Linked DNA regions of Mus musculus: region 1 is linked to region 2. Evidence: chromatin loops called from intact Hi-C (ENCODE). Cell type or tissue: heart. All regions are shown on one strand. Each heading gives the region's core, and the rest is flanking DNA. Links, peaks and the distances in the headings are about the cores only. Region 1 holds the start of Plin3 (perilipin 3). Region 2 holds the start of Safb2 (scaffold attachment factor B2).

Region 1 (7,946 bases), core at 1,996-6,995, 290 kb before region 2:
CGGGGAATTGGAGATCAGAAGTGGGGGTGATTCCTTCCAAATGAGAGGCATTCTCCCTCCACACCTTGGGGTCCTCAACTCACTCTGGGGCTCCAGCTTGGACAGGATGGGCTGTGCTGTGCTGACAGCGGCCGTGGTGAGGGTCTTGACGCCTTTCTCAGCCACATCGCACACAGTCCTGACGTGGGGGTAGTTCTCCTTGGTGGAGGTGTAGGCGGCGCTCACCATCCCATACGTGGAACTGATAAGAGGCAGGCCGGCAACACGATCCACCACGCTGGGCTGTGAAGGGCAGGGGACCAGGTGAGAAGCTCAGGGTGCCTACCGGTATGCTCTCATTTTTGTGTGTGTGGGGGGGGATAGATCAGCTGGGCTACACCACTCCTGGGACCAACAATTGCACAAAGCAGGAAGCTGAAGGTTCCAGCACGGGGTTGACCACCCAGTGAGGTGTCAGGAAGTGCAGTGACTGAGAAATCCCATTTTTTTGGTTTCCTCTTGTATTTTTGAGAATGGGTCTCACTGTGTAGACCATGCTGGCCTGGAACTCACAGAGATTTGCCTACCTCTGCAGCTACATCATGCTTGTCTGAAGAACTGCATTTTTGTTAAAGCACTAGCCAACCACATAACAGGCCCTTGGTTCCATTCCCAACCCTAGAAACCGAGGAAAATGGCGCATGACGTCATCCAGCACAGGCTGTGACCCTCAAGGGTTCTAGGATGACTTTGATGTCCTGGGCTACACAATGAATTGGAATTCAGCCTGAGCTAAATGACACTGTCTCAGAGAGACAGGGGGGAGAGAGAGAGAGAGAGAGACAGAGAGCTGAGGGGGAGAGAAAAAGAATGATAGAGAAAGTGCACGTGAGCACTCATTCCAGCACTCAGGAGGTATAGGCTGGAGGATCAGGGGTTTAAAGCCATCCTCAGCCACCTAGTGGGTCTGAGGCTAGCCTGGGCTACATGAGACCCTGTATTGAAAGCAAAGAAAAAATGAAGGGCTGGATCTAAGAGTTTAATCTCCAGCATTCAGACGACAGACATAGGGGATCTCTGTGAGTTCCATACTAGCCTAGACTACATACCAAGACTTTGTCTCAAAATTTAAAAAAAAGGCCGGGCGTGGTGGCACATGCCTTTAACCCCAGCACTCGGGAGGCAGATGCAGGCGGATTTCTGAGTTTGAGGCCAGCCTGGTCTACAAAATGAGCTCCAGGACAGCCAGGGCTATACAGAGAAACCCTGTCTCGAAAAACCAAAAAAAAAAAAATAAAAAAATAAAAAAAAAAAGAAAAGAAAAGAGAGAGGAAAGAAGAAAGGAGGGAGGGAGACCCCCTAACTCCCCTCCTAGCTAGCCCCTTCCAGACCCCAGCAGGCTGCCACAGAACTCAGGAGCCCAGGGCTCCCTGAAGCTCAGGCCCCTCACCTGCACAACAGGTTCCTCCATAGCAGCTTGAGCTTCGGCAGGCGCATCTGTACCATTGCTAGACATGGTCTCAGCAGCAGTTGCTGTGGGCAGAAGACAGTCAAGTGACAACCAGCCCTACCCCTCTCTCCAGGGAAAGCCAGGAACACAGGAAGCAGCACAGTTGATCTGTGAACCTTCAGCCCTCTCAGGGCCCCGTCAGCAAGGTCCAAGGTGGGGCCTAGCTCACCCTAGCTCCGCCCCAACTGCTGACTGACCCTGTGGTGCTGGAGAAGTGCCAACCCAGTTCCTCAGGCACACTCAACAAAGCTGCACTTCTGGCCACACCCCAGCCCCCTTACTGGGGGGTTCTAGGTAGGAATCCACCCCTAGCCACACCCCTCAGCCCCTAATGGGGTAGGGGGGATTCTAGGCAGGGGCTCCATTCCTAATTATGCCTTTAGAACCCCTAACTCTGGGTGGTTGTGACAGGGTCCTAGGCCACATCCATCCGGCAGACATGTCCCTTTAAAGCTCACTTCTGCCATTCATTAAGGTCAGGTCCTATACCTCTCTCAAGGGTACTGTTTCCTCACAGTCTTCTTCCATGTGACCAGACAGTTGACACTGTTCCCACAGCTGTGCCCATTTGTGGGTCTCAACATGACAATAGTCCCAGCAGAAGGGGACTTAGAAACAAAAACAAACTAACAAATGTCCCTGTGTGTTCAAGTCTAACAAATGCCCCTGTGTGTTCAAGACAGAGACCTCTTGCAAGCCAAGAAGTTCAGAGGCAAATGTCTGAAACATCCAAGATTCTCTTTCTCTCTCCTTAAAGAGTATGTTGGGAGTTAGGAGGTACAAAGCAAGTATTGCTCTCTCAGAGGATCTGAGTTTGATTCCCAGCACCCATAGCACGGGATTCACAACTACCTGTAACTCAAGGTCAAGGACACGTGATCTCTACAGGCACCACATCCACACGGGCATACACACAACTCAAAATAAGATAAGCCAGGTGTGCGCCTTTAATCCCAGCACTTGGGAGTTGGAGCAGGAGGGTCTCTGTGAGTCCCAGGCCAACCTGGTCTACAGAGTGAGACCCAGTTACAACAAAACATAAAGCAAAAATAAACAAATATAATACATCTTATAAAGATCTACATTTTAGTTTTGCTTATGTGCATGCAGTGGCCACAGAGTTCAGGAGAGTCAGACCCCTGCAGCTGGAGTTAGGTTACATAAGGAGCCTGAAGCTGGTGCTAAGAACTGAGCCTCGGTCCTTTGAGGGAACAGGAAGTGCTCTTAACTACTGAATCATCACTTGCAGCCGGAGTCTGCTTGTCTTTACATAGAATGTTAGAAGATCAGGAAGCTTAATGGACTAAGGACAGAGTTCAGACAGAGGTAGAAGCCTGGCGTCTGAATTTTAGGACAGGTAGGTGATATCATTTGTTTAAAAACCAGTTAAAAACTGGGGCTGGGCCTTCCAGATGCCCCAGAACAACAAACACCAAGTGTGATGGCACATGCCTGTCACCCCAGCACTTGAGGAAGGTTAGAAATCAAAGCCATCTTCCACTACCCAGTGTGTGAATTCTAGGCCAGCCTGGGCTTTATGAGATTGCTTGGCGTTGTCTGCAGAATGCTCAAATCGGCAGCTAAACCACAGTGGGTGCTCAATAAACTAGTCTGGCAAACCGCAGCAGTTAGGTTTGCGATAAAGATTTCCCAACACGGGAGTCAGGTGATGCTGGTCATGCCTTCCTGTCATCGGTAAGGTGGGTGGCAAAGCCTGAGGAGTCAGACACCCCTGGAGCTCCCCTTCCTAAGCAATGGTGGCCGCTGGAGAAAAACAAGGGCTTTTTGCTCTTTTTGAGCACTTGTGGCAGCTAATCTCTCTACACCCGGCTCCAGCTGCCTGAAACTGACCCTCCCCCACACACTCCGCCCACCAGATTACTTTCTCTGCAAAGAAAGCCAGAAAAGCCCCCAGGGTCAAAAAACCAGCATGTAGCCAAGGCTTAGAAGTGGTTAAGGGAGTCTTTCGGCCTGGTTTGGTGACAATGCTGTCATCCCAGCATTTTTGGTGGAGGCAAATTCCAAGGCACCCTAAGTTTAGCGTAGGGCCATTTCCAAAAACAATTAACAAGACAGAAACAAAACATTAAATTTGAGAGATTCCAACAGAGGGAGGCACCATGCTCGGCTGGGGGTCACAGCTTCCTGTGGAACAGGCCTGGCTTTATGTAGGATCCAGGGCCTGGGGCTAGTTAGTGCACGGCAGGTGAAGCTATTTGTGACTGTGCCTGCGGGGTTGTTTGTTCTTGGGGACAGGAGACTCAGAATCACGGGGAAGAGGGAGGAGCCGCAGCCCAGGACACACGGGACTCGCATTTGAACACAACTCTAATTCTGGGGACCCAGGACAGTGGAATCCACCTTTTTGGACGCTCAGGGACTCCGTCACTGACGAGGACGCTAAGGTCCTAGGGTGGCCAGGCCAAGAGTTGGAAGCGCTGCAGAAGTTGGGTCCTTGGGTAAAAGTTAGTCTCTAGAAGTAGGGTTTCCTAGCGTGCAGGGATTTTTGGGATACCGGAGTCCTCCCAGGAAGCCTCGTTTCTCCCTCCTCTCTAAGGGCGCCTCAAGATCGATCCTGCCCCTTGCCCCCCAGCTCTCACCAAAGTCCTCAGGTCGTCCAAGCGAGGAAACCTCCCCTACCAAGTCCAGCTTGGATCTACCGGGTGGGGCGGGGCGGCCTTGTGCATCCCCCGTGGAGGGAGGGGCCTTGGAGTGACAGGACAGAGGGCCAATCAGAGGTCCCTATGGCGTAGTTCCGCCCACCCTTCTAAGGCGACCCAGCCCAGGTTGCTTGCATTAGTTGAGTCCCAGAAAGACTTGGAGTCCTGATCCTAGATGGAGGGGAGAGGGGAGTGCCATTCTGGGGTCCTTGAATCCTCCCATGTTTCCAGAGACCTTAGAGAGGCTTCCAGATCCAAGGACTGATTGAGTGACATTTTTAGAAGCCCATCGGACCCAGGGAAATCAATGCCAGGAGGTTACACACCCTGAACCTCAGCCCTGATTGGGTCCTAAAGGAAAAGTTGCTGTCATCCAGATTGAGGTTCTTGTTGTCCCAAGTCCTCTGGACGAGGGCACTGAGGCCCTGATATGGCCAGCCATGCGCAGTATCCAGCTTTCTGCTCCTGGACCCCTGGATCAATCCTTTCCTGAAGACAGACACCTCCTGGACTTTTTTTTTTTTCTCATCCCTAAATCTTCTTTCTCCCCTTGGCCTGTAAGCCAAGTGTTAACCTCAGACGGCTGCAGGAGCTAAGAAAGAAGGGAATGTATTTTTGTTGAGGGTGTGACTACGTGTGCAGTTGTGAAAATGTGCACGGGCATTTGCAACTGCGCATGCACGGATGTGAGCCAGGCCTGGAGAGGACCCACCCTTACTGAGTTACCTCAGATCTTTCCAGACTTCCGCCCGGCCCCTCCTTTTTTTTTCTGAGCTGCCTTGACTCAGGCTGAGTTCTTTATCTTCCTGCTTCCAGTGAACAATGCCGCCTTCACAGGGGCAGTGGCGGGATGGGGCATGTTGCCACCAGGTGGCGCCCTGCTCGCGACTGCGCCCCTCCCCGCCATGTCCCCCAACGGTGCCACTTCCCTCTGTGCCTCTAGCGCCTCTGCGTTCCTTCCCTTACAGAGCCCCTCCACTCTGTGTCCCCTACAGCGACCTTCTCTCTGTGACCCCCTCCCGACGGCTCCCCTCTCCTCTCTTTCCACAATGGCGCCTCTCCCTCTCTGTGCCCCTGACGTGTCTAGGCCCATCGGTGCCGTAGAAAGCATGTCCTATTAACCTTGGGCCTGGCCCATGGCTCATTAGCTGTGTATACAGGCATTCAACAATTATTAGGCACATGCTGTACACAAAGGTCATGTAGGGCAGCCCCAGGAACATAGTCTGTACCCTCTCAGCTTGGTAGCATTCAGAGACCAGTGGGAAGTCACGCCAGCAGAATAGCATTAAGACTTTAGAGGGATACTGGGTGGACCACCAGAGCTACACAGTGACTGTCTTAAAAAACAAAACAATATTGGGAGGGGAGTCGAAGGAAAATTTAAAATGTATATTACACCTATTTATTTAGGGGGGCACTCTACCACTAGTGTGTGTGTAGGTCAGGAAAGAGCACGTGGGACGTCATTTCTCTGCACCACCGTTGTTGAGCCTGGGGACTAAGCTCAGATCTGCAGAGTTGGCAGCCACTCCCTCCCTTTCTCACTGATCCATTTCACTGGCCTCTAAGGGACTTTTACTTTGTCTCACTGACTGAGGCCATATCCCCCCCCCCCTCCCCGGCTTCAGTCTCCCAGTGATGGAATGAGAGGAGAAATTAGAGGCTAGTGCACAGTGCTCAATCAGTATACACAAAACTTGGGTTCTGCCCCCACCCCCCACCCCACATCCACCAGGTGTGGCACATGCCTGTCACTCCAGCAGCCAGAGCTGAGGCAGGGGGACCATGGGGAATCAGTTCAAGTGTTACCCAGTGAGTTTGAGGCCGGCCTGAGTTCCATGAGATTGGAGCAGGAAAAACAATGGAAGATGCTAGATGAAACAGGAGCTCTCGGTCTGTGTCCTTACTCTTTGAAGGATAATTAACAGCCACAAGCCCTTGCTGTAACTCAGTGACCTGATGGCCAGCTGCTACCCATGTCTCCTTCTCACGTGGACCGTGGACGGGGGGGGGGGTGTCCTGCCCCTCACCACAGGAAGCTGGGGGTCATTTAACATGCAGAACCTGGCTCTGTCTGTCCCCACCCTCCTGAGCCTTGTGGCAGCCAGCTGCTGCTGTACCCTGTGAAGTGGCGGTGGTAAGCTTGGGGGAAGAACACGGCTCTGAGACCCATGGTCCACCAGGTTGGCATGGCTTCTCCCAGGCCCTTGAGTTACCTGCGTTCCTTTCTCTGGCCACCACATTCTGACCACCATTTCCTGGCCACTCCAGGTCCTGTGAGAGGCATGCAGCAGGTCTCCTTGGTCCCTTGCTTCTCTGGGCTCTGGGGTCAACCCTGCATGCTGCCTGGTGGCTCCTGGGGTGACTTAAAGCAAGTTGGGTAGTGGGCAGATTTCAGTGTGTAAGTATCTTGGCTGGCCCAAGGGCTGTGCTCTAACCTAATCCCTCTGGGACCACAGCCCTCCTAATCCCTACAGAGGGCAGCCTGAGCCAAGGTGTCCTGGCTTGGCCTGCACCTTAGAGCACTGCCAACAACCAGGACATCCTGGTCATGTTGTCATGCTGGTGGGAACAAGATGTTCCTGCTATCTCTTTGGATGGAGACTGGTCTCCTGTGTGGAGGCTGACCGGCTGCTGCTGTCCTAGTGACCATCTTGAAACCAAGTAAGTGAACATAGGTATCACTTAGGACCTGGTGGGGGTGGCAGCCTTAAGTCCCTCTAATTGACAAGAGCTCCTTCTAACAGCTGTAGATGGCAGAGTTCATATTTCCTAGATAGTGGAAGAGATAGGTCACAGCACTGGTGGCTGGGGCTTGCAGTGTGGACAGCTCTCCCACACCTGCCTCTCTGTGTTTTGTGTTCCCCACCTACCCTGCACAGGTTGCAGCTGAGTGGCTTGGGTTCCAGGGAAGGGGGTTATTTTGAAGTTAGGAGTCAGGGAGGATGAGGGGGCCCCTCCATGGGGGACAGGAAACAGGTGGCCCCAGCTGTCTTCTCCAATTGGCCCACCTGGCATGGTGGGTGCCATCAACCCCACCACACAGGAAGTGTCCCCAACGCTTGCCTGTGTGGGTCACTTGAGTCTCAGGGGTAGAGGGGTAAGGGGACTCCCTGAGAAAGCTGTAGGGCTGGATAGAATGTTCCAGAAGGCTGATGGCAGCTGTGGGGTGTGCACTTAGGGTCTCACATAACCCAGGCTGGCCTACAATACAGTGTATAGCCAAAAATGACTTTAAACCTCTCAGCATACTGCATTGACCTGCCCAGTGCTGGGTGCTAGGTGTGTGCCACCACACTCAAGGCCTTGGAGATCTCTGTATACATGTAGACAGTTAACCCATGGGAACTTGGCTCATAGAGACTGTTCTGCCAAGACCCTAGAGACATCTTTGTTCCCTTCAGACTGGGTCTTGCATAGCCCAGACTAGTCTGGAGCTTGCTTAGCAGCTGAGGCTGGCCTTGAACTCTTGTTCTTCCTGGAGTGCTGGGATGATAGGTGTATACCATCACATCAGGATTATGTTGTATTGGGAAAAGAGCCCAGGGCTTTGTACATCCCAGGCTAGCCCTAGGCCCAGCAGACAACTCAGAGTTACAATAAGCTTTTCATATTTAATATGCAGGCACTCAAACCATATGGTCCTCATATGGCAGCTCATCCAGCCGGGGGCAGTCGGCCTGGCCTTCCCTGGTGCTGGTGATGATGATGGGGAGTCGGGCTTTGACTGTCGACAAAGACCAGGGGAGGTGAATCGTGACTACAAGCTCATAGCTGGTCCTCATGATCTCATT
Region 2 (7,946 bases), core at 913-5,912:
AAAACCCACAAAACTAGTTAGGGTAGATGTCATCTGAGAAATGCTGGGGAGGTGGAGACAGGAGGATCCTTAGAGTTGATGGTCAACCAGCCAGGCTGAATCAGCAGGCTCCAGGCCAGTGAGAATCTACCCCATGAAATACCATGCACAACAACTGAGGTCAACCCACTGTTAACCTTGTACCTCCTATATGTGCACACCAATCCTCACAGGCACAGAAAGAAATGTCAACTTTTAATAATCCTTAAGACTTTGACTAGATATCCAAATCCTGGCCAAGACTATAGCTTGATACCTAGGCAGTGCCTGGTGGCTCTGGTTAAATTCTCAGAACCAGATAACTCTATGGTTCTCAGAGCAGTTCAGCTGGAGAATGGGACTCTGAATACTCAAGCCCTCTGTGGTGGGTGCAGTACCCTCATGGGACATAGAAAGGACATACCAATGGTTGTTTAACATCAGCACAAGGGACATATTTACTACCCAATTCAACAAGAATTAAACAGGTCAGAACTATTCTTCATGCAGTGATTTCACCCGTATTTGAGAGGCTCTGGGACAAATGCAGGGCTTTCTGCAAACACGTGCCCACTCCAAACCCCTTGTTTGAGCCAGCCCCACTTGTGAGAGGGAGTGACTGTGACTTTCCTGGAACTTCTTCCCACTTTGCCAGAAAGTGGTGCTCAGAGAATCACTAACAGTGTCTTGTGGGCTAAAACCTCACTTCTATCATCCCAGAGCCTCTGGCCTGGCCTGGAAGCCATGGGCTAGCACATCACACCAAACACCACATTCTTGAGCACCTCCAGAGATGGACAGGCATAGCTCTGCCCATGGAGGCACCCTCTCAACCATGCCAGACCTCCCCCAGGCTCATCTGACAATGCTGCCCACTGATCTGATATGCTTGCGGCAGGTCAGGCAAGTGTCTGCAACACAAGCAGCCAGGGTTATACTAGGTCTCCAGGTTAGTGCTTTTTAAAAAATGATTATGGCTGTCTCTGTGAGCACAGTTAGACATATGTGCGCCTCAGTGTGAATGTGGATGTCAGAGATCAACTTTTGGGAGCCAGTTGTTTCTGGTCTCAAGGATCAAACAACTCTCAGATTCAGGAGCTTCTACCTTCGGTAGCTGAGCCTTTTCACTAGCCCTCAGTTATTGGTTTGTTTGGGGCAGTGGTGTTTGGGGATTAAAGGCATGCACCACCATATCTGGCCCTTAAGAGTCTCATGTAGCCAGGCCAACCTGGAATTGGCCATTCTCTTGCCTCAGCCTAGAATGCTGATGAAAAGCTGTCCTCGAAGCCACTGGTAAAACCTGACTTCAGGGCAATGGGCAGATGGCTCAGCTGGCAAAAACATTTCTTGTTTTGAGCTTGGGGGCCTGGGCTCAATCCCAGCACCCGTGAAGAGCTGGGCATGAGGGTACTTATAATCCTAGTGCTGGGGTTTGAAGATGGAGGACACTGGTCCTCACAGGTCAGCAGCCCAGCCAAATCACTATGTAGACAGATGGATCAGCGGTTAAGAAAGAGCACTAACTGCTGTCATACAGGATGGGCTTCAGCTCCCAGGAATCACATGGAGACTGGTAACCATTCCTGACTCCAGTTCTAAGGGGTCCAAGACCTGCTTCTGACCTCTGTGGGCACCAAACACATGTGCATTCACATGCAGGCAAGCGCGCACACAAACACACACACACACACACACACACACAAAATAAACCTTAAGACAAAAACAAAACCTAAGGTGGACACAATGTGACACTATGGCTGTCCCACACACATGCACATCTAAGTATGCATATTACACATACACAGAGCAGAGCAGACACCCATTCCCCAGGCCCAGCGTCAAGCACAGGCAGTTAAGTACCTTTGGTGTTTCTCTTTACAGCCCTCTTGCTCACAGCTCCCCAGCTGATTCCAACCTCCTCAGGTTCTTGTCCTTCCTCCTTAAATGCCTGATGGGAAAGAGTATGAAGTTTTAAATAAAGTTATCTTTTAGGAGGGGTTGACACAAAGTGTTCTTTAAGAAGCAACTTTGCAGTTGCAAGTGTTCACAATCTAGCTTAAGACCACATTTAGCAGCCAGCTCCCCTTCCCTGCTCAAGACCCAAAACCTAGAGAAAGGGAAGCTGAAAGCTTGGGTTGCAGAGTCACTGTCAGCAGGTTGTGGTCATACATGACCTGGCAGCTTGTAGCCCTAGATGTAATCCCCAACCCAAGACAAAAAAATAGAATAAAATCCAAGTATTAACCCCAAATCAGGGTTGGTGACCGCTCATCTTGTGTGCTCTTTCATCAAACACAGGGATGATGGTAGGAAACCTGTCCTTGATTCAGGCAGGGCAAAGAGCTGAATGGGGCGCTCAAAAGGCCTCCCATAACAAAGCAAACCTTTAATTCCAGCATTTTGGAAGTGAAAAGGGGGGGCAGGAGACCAAGAGCTGAAGTCTAGTCTGGGTTTCACAGCAAGTCCAAGGCCACACTGGGCCACAGTAGCTCTCCAAAAAAAGTTTTGCGTGGGAGGGGAGGCGCTGATTTTTGATAAGGAAAAACAACATAGACCGAAGAAGAAAGCGCTGGCCAATTTTCCCTCAAAGTATTCTGGCGCCTTCTACTTGCAGCCAATCAGGAGTCCCTAACCCTCAAGGACCCTGTTCCACAGAGGCAAGCTTGTGTCAAGCGCTGAAGGGCAGTAGACAAGACTTCTTGTCTAGGGGGAGGAAAGTGACATCTTACGCTGACTCGAGATGACAACTAGGCTCCAAGACCAGGGAAGCGCGAGGGGACCGGACCTGGGAGCGAACATGGTCTGTGCAGAGACACTGGGCACCGCCAACAGTGGGGTTGACTGATAGATTCCCCAGAAGAGTAAAACTAGGGTGGCGGAAAAGACAGCTGCAGGTGCAAGGTCATCATGGAGACGTGCCCAGAGCCACCCGATTACTCAACAAGGCCCGGCTTCCTGCAAATCCCGGGGCAAGTGGGAGGCGAGACACAGAGAGGGGCAGCGACTAGTAAAGGTCACACAGCCTCGGCTGCTTCGGTAACTGACAGCACAGACCGAAGTCGGGGGGGGGGGCTCGGGGTGGGAAGGCCGGCCCGAGTCTGCGCGGGCAGTTACGTGCCCGGGTCCACGGCGCCACTCGGGTTCCCTCACCTTCCTCAGCCGCTCCATCAGCACGCTCTTGTTGCCTCCCGTATCCAGGTTCCGCTTTTTCAGCTCCGCCCTCAGGTCGATCACCCGCAGGTCGCTGAGCCGCCGCGTCCCACTCTCCGAGGCGCCCGGACCAAAGGCGGGGTCGCCCGACCCGGTCCCGGGTTCCGCCATCCTCGCTTCCGCGACTTCCCAACTCGCTCCGGAACCCCCTCCACTCGCTGGCACCAGCTGTGGCGGCTCGGAGGTAGTACAAAATGGCGCTGCCGAAGAGGAAAACGCACTCGCTTCCTCCCGCCTCCCTTTGCGGCTGCGCAGGCGCACAGCTCTGACGCACCTCCTAGGTCGCACGCCAAAGCAGTCTCGAGCCTCGCGGGTACAAGTGCACATGCGCAACCGGTCGTAAGCCCCCCCTCCCCCCCCCCCCCCCGGCCCCGTCGCCACCCTCTTTTTAATGCGCACGCGCACCGCCTCGCTACGCTCACTGACCCCCGTTTGCCTCTCGCAGCGTTGCCCGGCTGCGCACGCCACCGCTCTACGGCCAGCGCTCCGACAGTGATGCGCAGGCGCACGACCTGTAGCACGCATGCGTCTTGGTCCGCGGCCAAGCGCGAGCCGGCGAGGCGCGCCTACGTCGTCTCTGCCGCCGCGCACACTGCGCTTGGGTAAAGGCGTCTGAGAGCGTAGGGCTCGCGCCGGCGGCGCCTGCGCAGTGTCGAGGTGCGCCTCCGGGGAGGCTGAAGCGGTTCCCTCTCAGGCGGCGCCATTTTGTGGTAAGAGGGCCGAGATTCAAAAAAATAATAATAATAACAAATCAAAAAAAAAACACACTCACGCAAACCCACTGACCCGGTTCTGTGTGAAGTGGGCGACGGAACCAGGGTCCCTGGAATGGCGGAGACTCTGTCGGGTTTAGGAGACGCGAGTGCGGCGGGCGCGGCGGCCGTGAGCTCCGCGGCGTCAGAGACCGGGACGCGGCGGCTCAGCGACCTGCGGGTGATCGACCTGCGGGCGGAGCTGAAGAAGCGGAACCTCGACTCGAGCGGCAACAAGAGCGTGCTGATGGAGCGGCTGAAGAAGGTGAGGTTCGCGGGGGGGAACCCCATGGTCGCCATGGCGACACCCACCGCCGGGCCCGGAGTGGCCCGTTGGCCTTCGCGCTGGGCGCTAATACTGGGGCTCCGCGGGCGCCGGGTGCAAGGATTCGAATCTCGACGCCCCCAGCGATGCGACCAGAGGGAAATAACACCACGAACGGGTTCGGGGGATCGATGACACCGCGTTCCCTGTACTGCTTAGTCCCAACCCCAAAGGGGGATGAAGGGGACTCGGCCAAGGTCATCCAGTGGGGTCAGCTTGTGGCGGGATTCGATCCCAAGTCCCTTTTCGGCCCCCGAGGCAGAACAGGTGGTTTTTGTTTCTTTTCTTTTCTTTTAATCTGGGAAGACACAGTGACGTTGGGGGCAGGGGTGGTGGAGATGAAACATGAGAAACTCTCAGAGTTCGCAGACAGCCGGAGGATGTAGGTAGCCCAGGGAGACAAAAAACAAAAACAAAGCGGAAAAATAAATTGTTTCTAATTCTTTGCTAGAACTAAGCTAGGGGAAGATACGAGATGGAAGGAAAGAACGTTTTTTTCTGTTGATAAAGGTAAGTCAGATGTGAGTTCAAGGCCAACCTGGGCTGTAGAGGAGTTCCAAACCAACCTGAATATTAGAGTTCAGGGCTAGCTAAGCCTTTTTCAAAGTATAAAGTAGGTCCAAGAGCTACTCATTTGGTAGTGTGCTACTCATTTGGTATTGTGCTTACCTTGCATGCACAAAACCCTAAGTTTTATCCCAAATACTTCCTAAGGCCGGGAGTGGTGGAGGCAGAAGGATCCTAAGTTTGAGGCCATCTTGGGATGCGTGAAAGCCTTTCTGTAAAACATAGTAGGTTTTTGTTTTGTCTCTTTTTTTTTTTAAAAAAAAAGGGGTTGGACACATAGATCAGAGGTAACATGCTTGCCCAATATTGCAGAGGCCCTTGGAACCATCTGCCACACAACTGCTATAACACTCCATTCTGTGTGGTCAGGTGGGAGTCGGAGGATTTAGTTCCAGCCTCAAACTGAGCCCCCTGAGAAAGAGGCTCATTTCTATTGCCTTCCTTTGTGGCCTAGATTCTCTGTCAGGAAGACCTTTAACCTCTTCTGAGTGTCCTCAGATCAAGGCAGTAGTAGCTTGCCTTCAGGGTAGGGTAGGCATTGCTTGGCTTGCAGTCTAGTCCAGGTAAACAAGCTCAGTCTCCACAGGGCCCCCTTTTGGCTTTTGTAGTTGTTTACTCCACCTTAGAAAGCAGACTTTGTTTGTGTTACACCTTGAAAAGCTGTCCCCTCTAGCTTTCAGACATTGTCATCTGCCCAGTCATCCCTTGCACAAGGAACTGGAGATTTAACCCTCCTAGATCCATCCAAAGTCAGTCACCAGTTGCTGTTGAGAGAAGACACTGTGACAAGCAGAGAGGGCAGCAGTGTGAAGGCCTGAGCTCTGTGCCCAGCACCAACAGTAAAGGTCAGGTGGGGTGCCAGCCGCAATCCCAGTGCTCACAGACACAGGACGATCCCTGAGGCTCACTGCCTGACTAGTCCAGTCAAGTCTGTAAGACAAGGTGGATGGTACCTAAGAGAAAGCTGAGGTTGTCTTCTGGCCTCTCATGTACTGTGAACATGTACAGCATATAACATTACTTGCTTGTGAGATGAGGTGTGGAAGTTAGAGGCCAGGGCAGGCACACTACCTACTGAACGTCAGGCACTCTTTTCAGTTGGTTTGGTTTGGTGGCTTTTTGGGGGTTTTGTTTGTTTGTTTTTGGGTTTTTTTTGGTTTGTTGGTTGTGTCATCGTCGTGTCCCCCCCCTCCCCCCCACAGGGTTTCTCTATGTAGCCCTGGCTGTCCTGGAACTCACTCTGTAGACCAGGCTGGCCTTGAACTCAGAAATCCGTCTGCCTCTTTAATCCCTGCTGGGATTAAAAGCATGCGCCATCACTGCCCAGCTTGTTGTTTGTTTTTTAAGGACACTACATCTCTATTGGAATGGGCAAGAAGCTCCCTACACTGGTGTCACCTACAGAACATACAGGGTGTGAAAGGGGGTGGCCAGGGTGATGCTCGGCCTGCTGGTGAGGCACTGTGCAGCCTTGGCAGTACCAAGCTCTCTCAAGACTAGAAGTTGAGGGTTGGCTTTAGGGTGCTGTTCTCATTGTCCTCTTGGGGGTTGCAGAGGGACCCTGGTCTGTGCTTGTCTCCACTCACACCCCTGTATGTTTGTCAGATCAGAGGGTAAGTCTACAGTACTGTCCCTCTGCCTGCTTGTTGTGACCATCTCTGGGTTGGATTTTTAAAGAGGGAGGTGGTGTGGAGGAGCACCTGTTAGAGGGGGTTTACTGAGGTAGCCTGGGAGGGACAGCTCTGTCATTTAGCCCCAAGGGATAAAATGAGATACCTTTCTACAGCTTACCTGGAGTTGTTTGAAAGCTGACTAGCTCCAGAGGAGAGAGAGGACAGGGCTGCTTACAGGTTTGTCTGTGGTCCCCTAATGAAAGCCACAGGAAGCCCCTGGGGATCTGGAAGAGTTGCCTGAGCTTGGAGTTCTGAGGGCACTGCTGCTACCTTCTCTCTGGGGACAGTCAACTTTGAAACATCCCCAGGGTGAGAGGCATGCTGCTAGAAAGTGTCTCATTTCACTCCTTGGGGGGCACTGTTGACAGGGCTGTGTGAGAGAGAGAGAGGCCCTTGCTGAGTTGGCCACTGATGAACAAATAACATTCTTGAGTGTGAAATGGGACTTCTACGGGGTCCTTCCACTACAAGTCCCAGAAGGGGACAGCAAGGTCCAAGCCCTGTCCCCTGTTCCCCTCCCCCTCCTTAGTTACTGGGTTAAGCCAAGGAAGCTGGAATCTCTTTCCTCAGGGACACAAAAGGTGGAGGAGTCCGAAGTTCTGAGCAGTTGCCTCCACGACTCAAGGAGTCCTCAGGATAGTCTTGCAGCAATGCTGGCTGCTATCATTAAGGGCCAAGAGTACTCACTGAGAAAGAGCCCTTACAATACAGGCATGAGAACCTGAGTTTCAAATTCCTAGGATCCCTATAGAAAGCTGGGGCTTAGCTACATGTGACTATGACCCCAGGACCTTGCTGGCTGCCAGCCTAGTCTCACATTCAGGGAGAAAGCCTTTGTCGAGGAGCTAGGGAAAAGAAAATGAGAAAAAAAACGACGTAGAGCTGTATTAATCCTAGAAAACCCATTAGGTGATAATGCAAGGGCCCTGCTGTGCCAGTCTTCCTTCCATGAGCAGCAGGACTGCAGTTTGTAGGGTTAAGGTGGTAGGTAGCAGCAGCTGAGTTTCAATGCCCTGAGAACCGAGCTGGGCACTCCCTGTGTTGAACAGGCTGTTCAAACTACAGGCTTAGATGTTCTTCCTGTCTCTGCTACCTGTGGTTTATTGGTCGGCCTTTCTTCTGTCCCTCCAGGCCATTGAAGATGAAGGTGGGAATCCTGATGAAATTGAAGTCACCTCAGAATGCAACAAGAAGATGCCTAAGAGGCCCAGCAAAGGTAAGGAGTCCCTAAACCACTGTGTCAGTGCCTTAGGTACCCAATGGGTGCAGAGTCTGCTGTCCCTCTGTCACACAGAATCAGAGCATATAGTGAGGATGGATTTGGGAATGGTCTTCCAGCTTCACATAGCCTCTCATTACCTTGTCTGTCAGAAAATAAGGCCCATGTACTAACAGAGCACC

What was found. Peaks named below come from ENCODE experiments on the same cell type or tissue, not always from the same donor. Only the 100,000 strongest peaks of a DNase experiment are listed, where the experiment ranks them.
Region 1: it touches region 2 in a loop (2.2-fold over the local background); 1 of 42 quality-filtered maps calls a loop at or near these places.

Annotation. Positions count from the first base shown.
Region 1 is chr17:56,286,365-56,294,310 of GRCm38, forward strand. It overlaps Plin3 (perilipin 3), which reads right to left and starts at 4,147. Exons shown (of 8, transcript NM_025836.3): 1 at 4,090-4,147; 2 at 1,430-1,512; 3 at 84-282. The coding sequence starts at 1,495. It overlaps Arrdc5 (arrestin domain containing 5), which reads right to left. Exons shown (of 3, transcript NM_029799.1): 3 at 7,747-7,946. The coding sequence ends at 7,782. In heart, for the core only: a CTCF peak has its summit at 5,010 (motif pointing right); DNase peaks (open chromatin) are centred at 3,237, 4,217, 4,927, 6,687 and 2 weaker places; H3K4me3 peaks cover 3,458 bases; H3K27ac peaks cover 4,842 bases.
Region 2 is chr17:56,581,106-56,589,051 of GRCm38, forward strand. Safb2 (scaffold attachment factor B2) reads right to left here and starts at 3,480. Exons shown (of 21, transcript NM_001029979.3): 1 at 3,169-3,480; 2 at 1,879-1,966. The coding sequence starts at 3,339. It overlaps Safb (scaffold attachment factor B), which reads left to right and starts at 3,877. Exons shown (of 21, transcript NM_001163300.1): 1 at 3,877-4,245; 2 at 7,677-7,761. The coding sequence starts at 4,057. In heart, for the core only: a CTCF peak has its summit at 3,361; DNase peaks (open chromatin) are centred at 2,606, 2,866, 3,726 and 4,356; H3K4me3 peaks cover 4,714 bases; H3K27ac peaks cover 3,874 bases.